Regions from separate parts of the Homo sapiens genome. Here region 1 is linked to region 2. The links are chromatin contacts, found by Hi-C or POLR2A ChIA-PET in ENCODE. All regions are on one chromosome and are shown on one strand. The core of a region is the stretch at or near the end of the contact, and the rest is flanking DNA. Distances in the headings are between cores, read along the strand shown.

Region 1 (7,594 bases), core at 4,370-6,869, 36 kb before region 2:
TCCAGCTTTGAATGCTGCGCAAAACTGTCTTTTAGGGAGATTTATTTTGACCCTTTCCTCTCTGAAGGACAGAAAATTGCTCAGAGTTCTATTGCCCCATTAGGCTATACGTCACTTGCGTAGTCACAAAGTATGCCTCCCAAATCACCCAGGGCTGTGCAGAGCAATCTCTCTTCTGATTAGTGCAGTCTGAGACGGCATGGGTCTTAGGAGGATCTCAAAGGATACCCATTATTATTATGCACTTCAAATTCCAGGACAGTTAATTAACATTTTATTTCACACTGTTTCTTTGCCAGAAGATCACATCATAAGCAGCTTGGAATTTTAGTGGAGACGCAGTGCAATGTAGGAAGTAAAAAGGGCTTGCTGTCAGACTTTGTCCAGCTCTGACACTTGCTGTAGTTGTGACCGGGTGCAGGTTACTCACCTTCTGAGTCTTGGTGCCTCCATCTTGAAAGGAGAATTGTTCTAGACCTATTTTACGCAAATATTGCAAGGATTTGATATAGCAGTGCTTTTATAAACCCTTATTTATATGTGATGCTTAACACAGCGACAGGCACAGAGTAAATGCTCAATTGAATGTTAGCTATTATCATGAATGGTATGGTGTATGGATAGAAAGTGGGCAAAATATATCTCAATACATTTCAGAATGAGCATATTTTATTTTGCCCACTCCAGCTGATAACACTTGATTCTGCAAAACTAGTACCAAATATAGTGGACACTGCAAGTGCTTGATCATTTATTTCATTTACTCATTTAATTGATAAATATTTTGCACTCTATTAGATGTTAAGAGTAATGCATAATATAGACAAATCTTTTTTCTTATGGATCTTATCATTTAGTGGAGTACATAATAAGTAAATATTGATTGACTAGATGAAAAAAATCAACGGAGGGATAAATGGTGATGTTGGGATGGATGGACAGATGGATTTATATTTAGATGTATTTATCTGAGACATCTTACCAGACAAAAAAAGTTTCTCAAAAATAAAAGGAGTCTCACTCAGGTTTTTATTCTGAGAGTTCATGAGTAAAATTTTCAATTTGGGTGAGAAATGGAATATGGTCAGAACAAGTGGGAACCAGCCTGCACAGAAGAGGAAGGGCATTTGTTTTAAGCCTACTAGGCCAGGATGACCTTGGGACATTCATTCGACTGAAACATTTTGGGTGGCTCTGTCCTGAAAGTCGTAGATAAAATGTCTTTTTTCCAGAAACACTGTTAAAGAATTCTCACATCAGCATCAGAAATTTAACCCCCTAAAAATGCTTTTGCTATGCCTCTTAGTTCCTATTATTGTGATGGAGTAAGAGGAGTTACAGTAGCCCACCCTTGTTTAAGGTGAATACATTCCAAGACCCCCAGTGGATGCCTGAAACTGTGGATAGTACCGAGGCCTTTTATACATTATGGTTTTTTTCCTCTACATATATACATACCTATGATAAAGTTTATAAATTAGGCACCATAAGAGATTAACAATAGCTAATAATAAAATAGAACAATTATAATGATAAACTGTAATAAAAGTTAATTGAGTGTAGTCTCTCTCTCTCAAAATATCTTATTGTACTATACTGAAGGTAACTGAAACCATAGAAAGCAAAACTGCCAATAAGCGGGGACTACTCTATTCCAATCTTATAGAAATCAAAGCTCAAGGAGCAGCATACCTCCAGTTGCATAGCTCACTGATATTGAAACTGGAACTTGAATACAAACACTGTTACTTTAGCCCCATCCCCTTCCTGCCAGACCACCAAGGTTCCCATCAAAAATATAAGCTGATATGAGCTACAGAGATATCTGTGAAATATAAACCTTGGCTTTCATAAAGTTGAATTTGATTCACCAAGATGCTGCAGGACGAGCTGGCTGCTTTTAAACCCATGGAGATGCTGCTGCCCCTTTCCTGCCCAACACATAACAGGACCATCAAAGTAGACTCTAGCTCACCCCCTCCCAAAGGCACTACAGTATTTTATGGCATTTTTACCTTCATCCCAACTTTGGTAAATATCCTCAAATTCAGATTAGATGACCAGCTTTAGATGATTTCAAATGGCTTTTTCATCCAAGACTCCTGACCCTCATTCTAGGAGCCCTGGCTCAGGCCACATAGCAGTCTCAAAAAGCTGACTTCCCAATTTTTTTTTTTATCCTATTTCTTGGCTAATTTGGGTATGACTTGATCAAATAGTATCTCCTCTAATAGACAGAATGAGGCAGACAACAGCAACCCACTGATTTTCTAAGGCCACTTTTGATCTTTTTTACCCCCTTCCCCTCCCATATGTTACATTTGCCTAGGTTTTTAACATCTGTTCCCAAAGAGGTAATATTTGCTTTTCATTCAGAGCTCAGCAATGTGGACCAAAGTTCACATGACATATTGCAGAGTATGTTTAGTTGCAAATGCTATGTACAGGCTCTTTGAAATGTAGCATGTATGGCACCATGTGACACATGGTTGCCATGGCAATACACTTTTTGGCTGAACTACAGCAGAAGCCCATGGAACATACATTACTAATATGAGACTCTGCCCTGTGCTAATGCATAGGACACAGCCAATCTGGGATCTGGGACTCAAGGGGTTTTGCATGCAGGCTGGGTGGCAGGTGCCCTCTTCCTGCATGTTCAGGGAAGATGTGGCATCCTCCCTTCCAGTCCTGTCTCCCAGGCACAGGGCATGCTGTGCATTCTGCCATGCATGGAGACAGCATTTGCTTGAATATCGGTTTGCTATATTTTGTATCAAAGGGGGCCCCAGCTGAAAACATTTTATTTTGTAAACTGAAGTGAAAAATCAGTTTATGGCAGATCCTTTTTTGAATAATGACATTCTTTCTCCCAATTCCAGAATTCAACAGTCATGAGCAGAGCTGAAAATTTTAAACAAGTTGAGTACCTCCTTATTCATGGAACAGCAGATGGTGAGTTTCAGTTAATTAGACTTTTTAGTATCACAGACAGGTTTGCAATTTCACTACTGACAAAACAAAAGCATGAGGGGCAAGACTGTTACATTTACTTCAATAAAACAGTGTTGCTTTCCACAAGTCACTTGTCTTGGGCTAAATGGGATGCTGAGTCCTAGAACTTCAAACAGTCCCTTTCTTCTTGTGCCTTTCCCACCCCTTGGTACCAGAAAACTGGAGTGGCTATTAGCTACTTTATGTTTCCTTTCTCTCCCTGCAGATAACGTTCACTTTCAGCAGTCAGCTCAGATCTCCAAAGCCCTGGTCGATGTTGGAGTGGATTTCCAGGCAATGGTATAGAAAAACTTTGTGCAAGGGGAGGGAAGTTGCTGGTGGGGTCTAGTTTCCTCTTTCTGGGCTAATTCTTTTAGCAGTGCCACAGACAGGACAGAATAAAAACATTAAAAATTTTTTTTTCAACGTGAAGTCAGAAGAGTGGTATCCTTCAGCCATGCACAGAGTAATGCTCAATAATATTAGCGAGTTTGGGGTTAAGAAGCACAATATCGCATATGCTGGGAGTATCAAGACACTGCTCTCCTGTTCATGTGATTGTTCAGTCTCTCCCTATTTTGATTCAAAAGTAATCACTTGTTCAGTAAATGTGTGGCAGAGTAATTCTAAAGTGAAACCAGCATGATAATAGCTCAGCTCAAATATGAAAATCCATTTCTGTCTGGTATGTATTACTAGCTATTCTAACAACAGTGGGATCTTAATAATCAGCATGCTTCAGTTTTTGCAATTACAAGGTGATCTTTTGTTGAATAACCACAGGCGATAAACAATTAGGATTGTTTTATAAAGTCAGGAATGGCTAGAGCTGTTGTTGTCTATGCAGAGGATATTTCTACGTATTATGTCAAATTCATTTTCTGCATTAGAGATTTTCAGATGAAGGAAAACGTATTTTTAATGTGTGCATGTATGTATATGTATTTATGTGTCCTCTAACACACATGATTTGCTCTGTGCTCAGTTCAAATGGTGCCCAATGCACAGGAGTGGGACAGTTACTTGATACTGAGAAAAACTGGCTATCTTTTGGGTCAGTGTTTTATAAGAGGTTGAAGTTTATTTTTCTACTATTCAAAGAAAAGACAAATGCTACTTTAATTAAGCTTTTTTTAAAGTTAACTTATGTCTCCATAATTTATGTTTGCCCGGTAATGACTTCCCAATTATTTAACAAGGTATGAATCAATAAATTTTTGTCCCAGATCATTAATTCCTTTTACATAAATGTCAAATACACAGATTTCTTAAAATACCAGTTTAAAATCTAAGTGTTTACAAATAATACATCTGATTTTTGACTTCACTTCTATTAAACATATATATGTAATATTGAAATAGAGTTTTTCCAGTTTCTAGGTGCTATATATTAGGCAATATTGCTTTAAAAAAAATCATTTAGTTTAATACAGTTTATCTTACTAGAGTACAGAGAAATTTAACACTTGATAACAGTTTAATTAAAACAAGTGGGCTTAATGGGATAATCATTCCTTCCCATGCATGCTGTGTAAGCGCCCTTTGAGTCAAATTTGGAAATGGATTGGGTGTTTTAATTAAAATGTACGTATCTTTAAAGCACTATTCAATAAAGCCAAATTCACAGTGAGTTCTCTCAGCACCTGCAAAAGAGGATCAGAGACTTCTGCAGGACAGAACAACGTGCCCTGGAAAAGCTCTGGGGGAAAATTAGACCCCCTCTTTGACCCCGTTTCAGTTTATAAACTGCCTCAGGAATTAAAACACTCTGTTTTATACCATGTATGCTCGTGAGAGCTCATTTGAATTTACGTATTTTTTTTTTTAAGAAGAGTACTGACTTCCTAATTCTAACTTCTTTTCTTTCTCTCTCTAGTGGTATACTGATGAAGACCATGGAATAGCTAGCAGCACAGCACACCAACATATATATACCCACATGAGCCACTTCATAAAACAATGTTTCTCTTTACCTTAGCACCTCAAAATACCATGCCATTTAAAGCTTATTAAAACTCATTTTTGTTTTCATTATCTCAAAACTGCACTGTCAAGATGATGATGATCTTTAAAATACACACTCAAATCAAGAAACTTAAGGTTACCTTTGTTCCCAAATTTCATACCTATCATCTTAAGTAGGGACTTCTGTCTTCACAACAGATTATTACCTTACAGAAGTTTGAATTATCCGGTCGGGTTTTATTGTTTAAAATCATTTCTGCATCAGCTGCTGAAACAACAAATAGGAATTGTTTTTATGGAGGCTTTGCATAGATTCCCTGAGCAGGATTTTAATCTTTTTCTAACTGGACTGGTTCAAATGTTGTTCTCTTCTTTAAAGGGATGGCAAGATGTGGGCAGTGATGTCACTAGGGCAGGGACAGGATAAGAGGGATTAGGGAGAGAAGATAGCAGGGCATGGCTGGGAACCCAAGTCCAAGCATACCAACACGAGCAGGCTACTGTCAGCTCCCCTCGGAGAAGAGCTGTTCACAGCCAGACTGGCACAGTTTTCTGAGAAAGACTATTCAAACAGTCTCAGGAAATCAAATATGCAAAGCACTGACTTCTAAGTAAAACCACAGCAGTTGAAAAGACTCCAAAGAAATGTAAGGGAAACTGCCAGCAACGCAGGCCCCCAGGTGCCAGTTATGGCTATAGGTGCTACAAAAACACAGCAAGGGTGATGGGAAAGCATTGTAAATGTGCTTTTAAAAAAAAATACTGATGTTCCTAGTGAAAGAGGCAGCTTGAAACTGAGATGTGAACACATCAGCTTGCCCTGTTAAAAGATGAAAATATTTGTATCACAAATCTTAACTTGAAGGAGTCCTTGCATCAATTTTTCTTATTTCATTTCTTTGAGTGTCTTAATTAAAAGAATATTTTAACTTCCTTGGACTCATTTTAAAAAATGGAACATAAAATACAATGTTATGTATTATTATTCCCATTCTACATACTATGGAATTTCTCCCAGTCATTTAATAAATGTGCCTTCATTTTTTCAGAAGTAATGACTTGTGTCTTGAATAAGACCTAAACCGCACTGGCATATGGACACATTTATCTAGAAAGGCTCTTGTTTATTTTGTTAGTAATCCCAGACTACCTTGTAAACATGGAAAGAGTTCAGCTTTGGTAAAAAAATTAGATATATAAAAATGTGTTAAGCTAAACAGTTCATAGGTTTTTGCCTAATAATGTGCAATTTCTCTTATCATAAATACATACAGCTTTTGAGAAATCAACTTAAACTAATTTTAGTTACTTATATCATACACAATTTATAATTTTATTCCAGGGAACTATGATGAGGCTTATATAAGAACGAATAAGATCAGAAATATCATTCTGGCAGTTCTTATGGCTCAGTAGAAGTAGTCAATTATTTAAGTGGTTGACTATTTGTGGTTGACATTACTATAAAAATGAAAGTGGCCAGGCATGGTGGCTCACGCCTGTAATCTCAGCCCTTTGGGAGGCTGAGGCAGGCAGATCACGAGGTCAGGAGATCGAGATCATCCTGGCTAACACAGTGAAACCCCATCTCTACTAAAAATACAAAAAATTAGCTAGGCATCGTGGCGGGCGCCTGTAGTCCCACCTACTGGGGACACTGAGGCAGGAGAATGGTGTGAACCCGGGAGGCGGAAGTTGCAGTGAGCCGAGATCACACCACTGTACTCCAGCCTGGGCTACAGAATGAGACTCCGTCTCAAAAAAAAAAAAAAAAAGAAAAAAAGAAAGCATAAATTTTTTTTTTTTCCGAGACAGAGTCTTGCTCTGTTGCCCAGGCTGGAGTGCAGTGGCATGATCTCGGCTCCTGGGTTCAAACGATTCTTCTGTCTCAGCCTCCCAAGTAGCTGGGATTACAGGTGCGTGCCACCATGCCTGGCTAATTTTTGTATTTTTAGTAGAGATGGGTTTTTGTCCTGTTGGCTAGGCTGGTCACGAACTCTTAACCTCAGGTGATCCGCCCGCCTTGGCCTTCCAAAGTGCTAGGATTACAGGCGTGAGCCACCACATCTGACCGAAAGCAATAATTTTAAATGCTGAATTTGGCCTAGCAAAGCAATATCCAGATAACAGAAAACATCATTTTTTTCAATTATTTGCAAAACAGCCTCATTTTTAAAAATTTGACTTTATGAGTTTAAACTTAGCTTCAGACCATTTGCTAGACAAAGTTTTCCCAGACAGGGTGAGCTACAGCATAAAAACCTAAAAATGGAAGAAATGGAAAAAAAAATCTACCAATTGAACATGAGACTGGTGAGTCATGCATAGGAATGGACAGAGGATTGTGAAATCCATCTTCAACTACAGCTTCAGAGCATGCCATTGAGTCACTTCACCTTAATTAAATCTCAACTCCCACTCCTCCATTGGAACCACAAACTGACCTTCCAATCTGTAGGACTCTTCTTGTCAAAATTCTGTTTCTTAATACAGTTCAATCATTGTGAGTAGCTGGATCAATCTTTGCAGAATTGTATATCAAGAAGCGGTAGTAATATATGTTCACATCCTGGACAGCATTAATAGTCATAAAAGCAAATTAAATAGAAATTCTCCTTTTATCTTAATTGAAGCC
Region 2 (7,340 bases), core at 4,487-6,986:
TCTATGCAGGCTACTAAGTGCTGAACTCATTCCTGAATAATGTCTCTCCATTCTGTCCATGTACATGTCATTAAGTTTTAAAATTTCTATTTCCTAAATATTATTTAAACTTAAAAGTCATTAAATAAACAAAAACTTGGTGCATGGTAGAGGTAGGAATAGGAAAGAAATAAAATAAAATCTTCTGGCTTACAATGGAATATTTCCTTTTCTATAGAACTAGTTTTTCCCAGCCACCATTTCTCCATTTGTGAAGCTATGTTATTGCATAAGTGTACTTCAGTGTGTGGGTGCTTCAATTGTTATTGTTTAAATGGCACATTTGCTTTACTTTGGATTCCTGAAGTGTTGGAATGAATATAGATGTGGGTATATATCTGAATGCAGAAACAGCATTCATGAGAACACTGTGATCTGTTTTTTCTGCCATGTTTCACAGTGAGAAGCCCAGATAATAAGTTTCTTAATATTGCCAAACAAGCAGGTAACATAGATTCCTTCAATAGGGTAAGACAGTAACGTGCTGCTGGAACTGATTATATTTAGCATATGTTTAAATAATAATCATCATCATGATAAATGTATTCTGAGTTTTACATTTGGTTTTTATTATATCCTAGTATCAATATCACATTTCCCCACCCAGTTAGCTACAATTCCAAATAGGAATTTCAGCTGCCTGCTCTTGGGGCTCACTTAAATTTTCACGAACACTGTTTCTCAGTGTGAGACCCTGTTCATCAACATGTGCCCCAGATTGATGTTTCATTTGTGTTCTTTAAAACTCATTATATTTAACTCATGGGCTTTTGATAACGTTTTCTTCAATTTTCATTTAAAAGATTCACACCCCAAATAATTCCAAAACTTGACGTTCTTGTTCAATTCTAAATCTCATGAGTATAAAATCATGTGGAATTAGAGGAGAAAATCTGTTGAAACCTATCATCAAAATGATTTTACATTGTTTCTTAAACTCTGCTGCTGTATTTATGTGAGCCTGGGGCCTAATAATAAATGCTTTTCACTTACAGATGAAATTAGTACTCATGGAACTTTTGCCAAAGGCAAAAAAAAAAAAAAAGGGAAAAAGAAAAACAAATAAACAAAACCTCTTCCATATTCTTCCCTAATGGCTTACTAAACAAATTCTATCAAACTACACTTTTCATACATGAAATTTTAAATGAGCAAATTAAATCTAATTTGAGTAAAATTAAAACATATAACATGGCTCAACCATCTCCCTCTCCCAGTTCATTTTTCCCAGTGTCAGGATGAAGAGTCAGTCATACTATCAACTTTGGGTGTTCCGTGACCTGCAATGACTTCATACTTAAGTTTCCCCCAGACTGGCAGCCAGTATTGTCTTAAGGCCTAAGTTCTGCTTTTTCTCCCAAAGTCAGAAGCTGGTTAGTCATTTGCTCAGGAACAGAGATCCCGTGCTGCCTGTCCTGCAGGTTAACTATTCTCTTATATGCTATGAACATCAGTGAGTCTAGCTGTGTTATAGAAAAAGCTGCAATTTATTTTTGCTTTTCAGTTGACAAAATACTATATGATGAATAAGTCTCTAGTCTCTTTTTCAAGAACATTGGAGTGTTGGGCTAAATAATGTTAAATTATAAAACAAGACTTTTCAAGGGACAATTTAAGTAGAAATCTATTAGTTTGCTAGGACTGTCCTAACAAATTACCACAACTTGGTGGTTTAAATCAATAGAAATATATTCTTCCACACTTGTGGAGGCCAGAAGCCTAAAGCAAGATATTGCCAGGGCCACACTCCCTTTGAAGGTCTTAGGGGAGAAAACTTCCTTGCCCCTTCCAGCTCCAGGTGGCTCCTAGCACCCTTGATTTATGGCAACAAAACTCTAATCTCTTTCTCCCTTTTTTTTTTTTCTTTTTTTTTGAGACAGAGTATCCCTCTGTCGTCCAGGCTGGAGTGCAGTAGCATGATCTCGGCTCAATGCGATCTTCACCTCCCGGGTTCAAGTAATTCTTCTATCTCAACCTCCTGAGTAGCTGGGATTACAGGCATGCACCACCACACCCGTCTGATTTTTGTATTTTTAGTAGAGACTAGATTTTGCCATATTGGTCAGGCTGGTCTCGAACTCCTGACCTCAGGTGATCCACCCGCCTTGGTCTGGCATTAGAAGTGTGAGCTGACCGTGCCTGGCCTTCCTACATCTTCATATAGCCTTCTTCCCTGTCCTGTGTCTCTCTGTGTTCTCCCCTCTTCTTTTTTTTTTTTTTTTTTTTTTTGAGACAGAGTCTCTTTCTGCCTCCCAGGCTGGAGTGCAGTGGTGCAATTTCCACTCACTGCAACCTCCGCCTCCCAGGTTCAAGCAATTCTCCTGCCTCAGCCTCCCAAGTGGCTAGGACTACAGGCGCCCACCACCATGCCCAGATAATTTTTATATTTTTAGTAGAGATGGGGTTTCACCATGCTGGCCAGGATGTTCTCGATCTCTTGACCTCATGATCCGCCCACCTCGGCTTCCCAAAGTGCTGGGATTACAGGCATGAGCCACACCACACTCAACCCCTCTTCTCTTCTTATAAGGACCACAGTCATTAGATTTAGGGCCCACCCTAAATCCATGATTATCTTGTCTTGAAACCCATATCTAATTACATAGGCAAATAGTCTATTTCCAAGTAAGGTCACATTTTGAGACTCCAGGTGGACATAAATTTTCAGGAAACACTCACTATTCAACCAATAACAGTATCATCAAAGAAATACGTGGGAAGAATTTGCCTACAGCTTCTGTAAAAATTTAGAATACACTTGTGGAGGTTTTAAAATGTGTCTACAAATTCTTTGATACTCTTCTCTTCAAGAGATAGTCTCCCTTTTCCCTTCACTTGGGTGCAAGCTGGACTTAGTAGTGGATAGCCTCTAACAAATAGAAAACATGGAAAGACCATGTATGACTTTGAAGACTAAGTCAAAAAGCACTTCATCCTCTTTCTCATTCTCTTCTCTCCTTTCTCCTCTATCTCTCTCTCTCTCTTTTATATTGCTCACTCTGAAGGAGTCACATTCCATGGTTTGAGGACACACTAAGGATTCCATGGAGAGGCCACTGTGGCAAAAGACTGAGTCATCCTACCAACAGGTAGAAAAGAACTGATGCCCTCATGCCCACAGTTGTGGAATAGCCATTTTGCAAGCAGATCCTCCAGCACTATCAAACCTTCAGATGCTGTGGACCTTGTCCACACCCTGACAGTGACCACATGGGACATCCTGAACCAGAACCATCTGGCTGATCTGTTGCCAAATTCATGCCTAAAATATTTATTTAACCAATACTTACTTAAATAATTCATAAAGTTCCCCTTATACTTGAAACTGCTTATATCTTTATTTTAGTCTAATTTTAAAAATAATCCTATAAATATAACAGTAAAACAAACAAAACAAGGGGGAAAACCCCCGGGATATCACTATCTCAACAAATTGTTCTTATTTCTACACCTTCCTTCACAACCCAGCTCAAACTCATAGCTTTATAAACCTATGGTCAATAGTTTCTTACTTTGTATTATGTTGTAAGCATTTTTGCCATGTTACTTTTGTGGTTCCTATAATTATCAATTTTCAGTGAATATACCATAGGTTACCTAATTATTTGACTGCAGTTAGAGAATTGGGTTGTTTCCAATATTTTAATAGTATGTGTTACAATGAACATCTTCGTGCATAAAGACTTTTCCTATTCTTACCAATAGATGTCCATACACATGATTAAAGTGTCAAATATTATAAATATTTGGATATATATTGAAATATACTACTATGATTTTTCTAAAAATGCTGTAAAATCTAAGCCTCTTACAGTTTTAATATACTTATGATAAAGAAAAGTACCATAAGATTATGAACCTTAGATGCTGGAGAGAATCTTCTTTAACTTTTGTAACTCTGACAAGTTTGAAGAAATTTAATTGTGGTCTAAAAGCTGTTCCTCAGGTGGTGGCATTTTCTCAGCTGTCACATGACTTATCAGTAGACCTTAAGGTCAGTCATCACAGATGTGCCTGTAGTACTGTAAGTAATTTACCTGAATTCCCTTTAGAGATGAAGCACCCATATAAAGAAACACTCCATATAGCACTGGCATGGGAATAAACTGTAAAAGAACAATTGGAGAAAAGGCAGAAATCATTTTCAAATAGATTGTGGTTTTGCATTTATCAAAGAAAAAAACAGGGAAAAAAGGCATTTTTGAATAGAAACAGTATAGTACAGATTCAGAAGACAAGGATTCAAGTTCCAGCTCTAGCATTTTTAGCTGTGTAACCTTAGGTAAGTTACTTAAGCTCTCTGTGCCTTAGTTTCCCAATATCTAAAAGGAGATGATAACAATAGGGTTGTTATAATTATTTAATAGGTCAAAATCTATTTTTAAAAACCATGTAGTATATAATGAACAATAATATTATTATTATGCTACTTTGGAGACAACTTGAATTTTGCTTTACAAAGATAAGATATTTGGATTAAAGGTGGATTAAAAATGAAGCTAACATTTAGATGTGTTTCCTGTATTATACCAGGTATTTGTAAATATATGGATAATTCAGATTTTCTCTTTTTATTGGAATAGTTCACATCATCTTATGTCTATAACATAATTACTTATATAACAGAGATTAATTCTTGCAAAGGTACTTGTGTTAATGATCAAATACAAGTAAACTAGTGTAAATCATTAAATAATTTAATTAAAATGTCAAATTATAGGCAAATAAAATGTGTTGTAATTTATAGCGCAATTGACACACCTTGGAAATATCTGACAAAATTACATGACAAAATAATTACTAGTTAATCCTCTTAAAAATAGATTTCAAGTTTTGTGTGAAAAAAAAATCACTATATGCAATGATGATGTCCAGACAGTGGTTTTACAGAGCACTTAAAATGGAAAACTGCGTATGTGACTATAACCAGGCTCATCCCTTCACCTCTATCTCTTATTAATAGTAAGTAATATTAACTGCTAATATATTTATCCACTGACAAGAAAATAGAATCTTTATGAATGCCTGTAATGGATTCGGGTCACAAGTCAGTCAGAAACAATGAGTGACTTTTTCCCATAGCTTGATCACCGATTCAAAATTGTTACAATAATTTACTCATCAAATTTTACTTTGCCAGACTAAATTTTTATGTATTTAAGGGTTTTAAAATATAGGACGTAATTTCCCTCCCTTAGGTTATGAAGAATTATATAAACATGGTTCAGAAATTCATCACTTTCATCACATGCCACACAATATTTGCAAATTTATGGCTCAGATTCAAATGAAAATTTTAAATGATGATAAATGTATTCTTTCTCTCAAGTTCATAAAGACAGATTTTGTTACCTTCAGAATACTGGTCATAAAGACTGATGAACCCATAAGAATAAAAATCATAAGCCCAGTAACCCTTTGCTCCCGAATGCCGAGAAATTTGGGTTGTTCTCCTGGAGCTGAGCATTCTGATTCCAGTTTTAGGCTATTGACATGAGTGATGGAGAGGACTGTGGCAGCCACAAACCATGGCAGGCCCATGATGGAGCATACACCGAGCATGACAGCCACCATTAATAGGTCCAGATGGTACCCACAACCTTTCTGTTTAAAAAAGAAAGAAAGAGAGAAAGAAACTGTGTCAATAACAGGGCTAAGGGTGGCCTGATTGCGAATAGAAACCACTTCCTGATGATACTCAACAAGCCCTTCATATCAGATCTCCTGGAGTAACTCTTAAACAAACACTCAGTTTCCAATTGCCCTCGTTTGTCTCATTGGGTGACTTCTATTAGAAAAAATAATATCATGGAGCCTAAGCTCCCCTGTATAGTCATTTTCTCCTTAATATAGTGCTATCTTGTTCTAATTTGCTTCAGTTTCAGCACTAGACAAATTAAGCCCCTCCTTAGAAATCACGGTTTTTTGTTTTCTATTTCCTCTGTTATGCTACTCCACTGTCACTGATCTCCAGGTGTTGCAAACTAAGTGCCTCCTAGGACCAGGTAGGAAATGTAAAGGAGGAAAAATAGGTGCAATGGGGTGTGTGAAAACTGCCCTCTTGCACAGACAGGGTGCTCTCTGAGGAGGGAAATCAAAGATGGGGAAGAGCACTCCCTCCATACCCTGCAGGAATCGAAGTGTAGAGCCTCAGAAGCAGCCAAAGGGATGGCCTATTTTATGTTCCACCTTTTATTTTTAATTTTTAGTGACTGCTTTATGAGAGGCAGTATAATAAAGTGGTTAAGAATATAAGTTCTGGAGTCAGACTGCCTGGAATGAAATGCTAGCTCAACCAATAAATCACTTAAGCTCTTGTGCCTCTTTTTCCCTATCTGAAAAACGATGATGATGATAGTAGAAGGCACCTCACTGGGCTGTTGTGATAATTAAATTAGTTGATGTTGTAAATCATTTGGAATAATATCTGTTGAATAGAAAGCAATCAGAAAATGTTAGGTACTATTATATTCTAGTGGTTAAACAATAAATGTTTCTTTTGTACTCATTAGGTTTCAAGGCTCCTTAATAAAACTATTAATATGTTTCTTAAGATCAGATAACTTATATAATTTCTCAGTATTTCCTCTAGTTTTTAGCACAATCATTGGCACACAATAAGCAATCAATAAAAGTTACAAATTGACTTTTTTGAAAATAAAATACGCATCAAACATTTCAGAATCAAATTTAGTAAGTGTAATTTTAAAATAAATACAGCAGTTAAATTTGTTATTATGACCATGAGCAGAAATTACCAATTCTTCTAGGAGAATAATAGTCTTTTTTAGAGGTAGTTTTATATAACTTCAAGCAGTTTGTAGTCAGTATGAGAGCTCTTATAGCCTGGAGTGTGAAACACACTGAGTATTTGTTGCATATTTGTCATGGTAGTCTTTTCTCTGTGATTTTGTTTTCTTGTTTTCTTAGTAAGAAGGTTCTTAAAGTCAGTTGTACTTTCTTTCCTTTCTGCTCATCCTTTCCAAATTATAAAAGTGCAAGAGATGATAGTGAGGAGACAATGAGAGTTATGTGCCTAAGGACCTGTTCCTCCTATGTTGACACCAAAGCAATGGTACCCTTCATTGATTCAGCTTACTGGGGCAATACTACAATTTACCAAAATATCTAACTCAATTTCCTGAATGAATATGACTCTGGAAACTTTTCTTTGCAAGTAACTCAAGAAAGAATTTGATTAGTAAGAGTTGAAGAGTAGGAAGAGAAACTGCCTGGTGTCAGCATAACCAAAAAAGCATAGGAAACAGTTTTGCCAGGACCATAATATCATCCCTTGGCCC

What was found. Hi-C counts contacts between places; a loop is a spot of excess contacts on that map. ChIA-PET counts read pairs that join two places held with the same protein, here RNA polymerase II (POLR2A). Pooled maps may share reads with other maps.
Region 1: a map of CD4-positive, alpha-beta T cell shows a loop between it and region 2 (2.3-fold over the local background). The contact joins two enhancer-like sites. A Hi-C loop is called at or near these places in 5 of 168 maps with a recorded cell type or tissue (CD4-positive, alpha-beta T cell, CD4-positive, alpha-beta memory T cell, CD8-positive, alpha-beta T cell and 1 more) and 11 of 50 pooled maps. POLR2A ChIA-PET finds 5 or more read pairs at or near these places in 14 of 52 experiments (CD4-positive, alpha-beta T cell, CD4-positive, alpha-beta memory T cell, OCI-LY7 and 7 more).

Annotation. Positions count from the first base shown.
Region 1 is chr2:161,990,661-161,998,254 of GRCh38, reverse strand. DPP4 (dipeptidyl peptidase 4) reads left to right here. Exons shown (of 26, transcript NM_001935.4): 24 at 2,883-2,955; 25 at 3,221-3,294; 26 at 4,871-6,010. The coding sequence ends at 4,972. Among named protein-coding and RNA genes, the nearest start is that of DPP4, 80 kb to the left of the region's middle. Within about 2 kb of position 5,619, at least 3 of the 41 ENCODE cell types and tissues checked have a DNase peak (open chromatin) inside an H3K27ac peak, as active enhancers do; they include CD4-positive, alpha-beta T cell and CD8-positive, alpha-beta T cell, where a contact is called at or near this core.
Region 2 is chr2:161,955,292-161,962,631 of GRCh38, reverse strand. It overlaps SLC4A10 (solute carrier family 4 member 10), which reads right to left. Exons shown (of 27, transcript NM_001178015.2): 20 at 5,392-5,643; 21 at 4,077-4,145. Among named protein-coding and RNA genes, the nearest start is that of DPP4, 120 kb to the left of the region's middle. Within about 2 kb of position 5,736, at least 3 of the 41 ENCODE cell types and tissues checked have a DNase peak (open chromatin) inside an H3K27ac peak, as active enhancers do; they include CD4-positive, alpha-beta T cell and CD8-positive, alpha-beta T cell, where a contact is called at or near this core.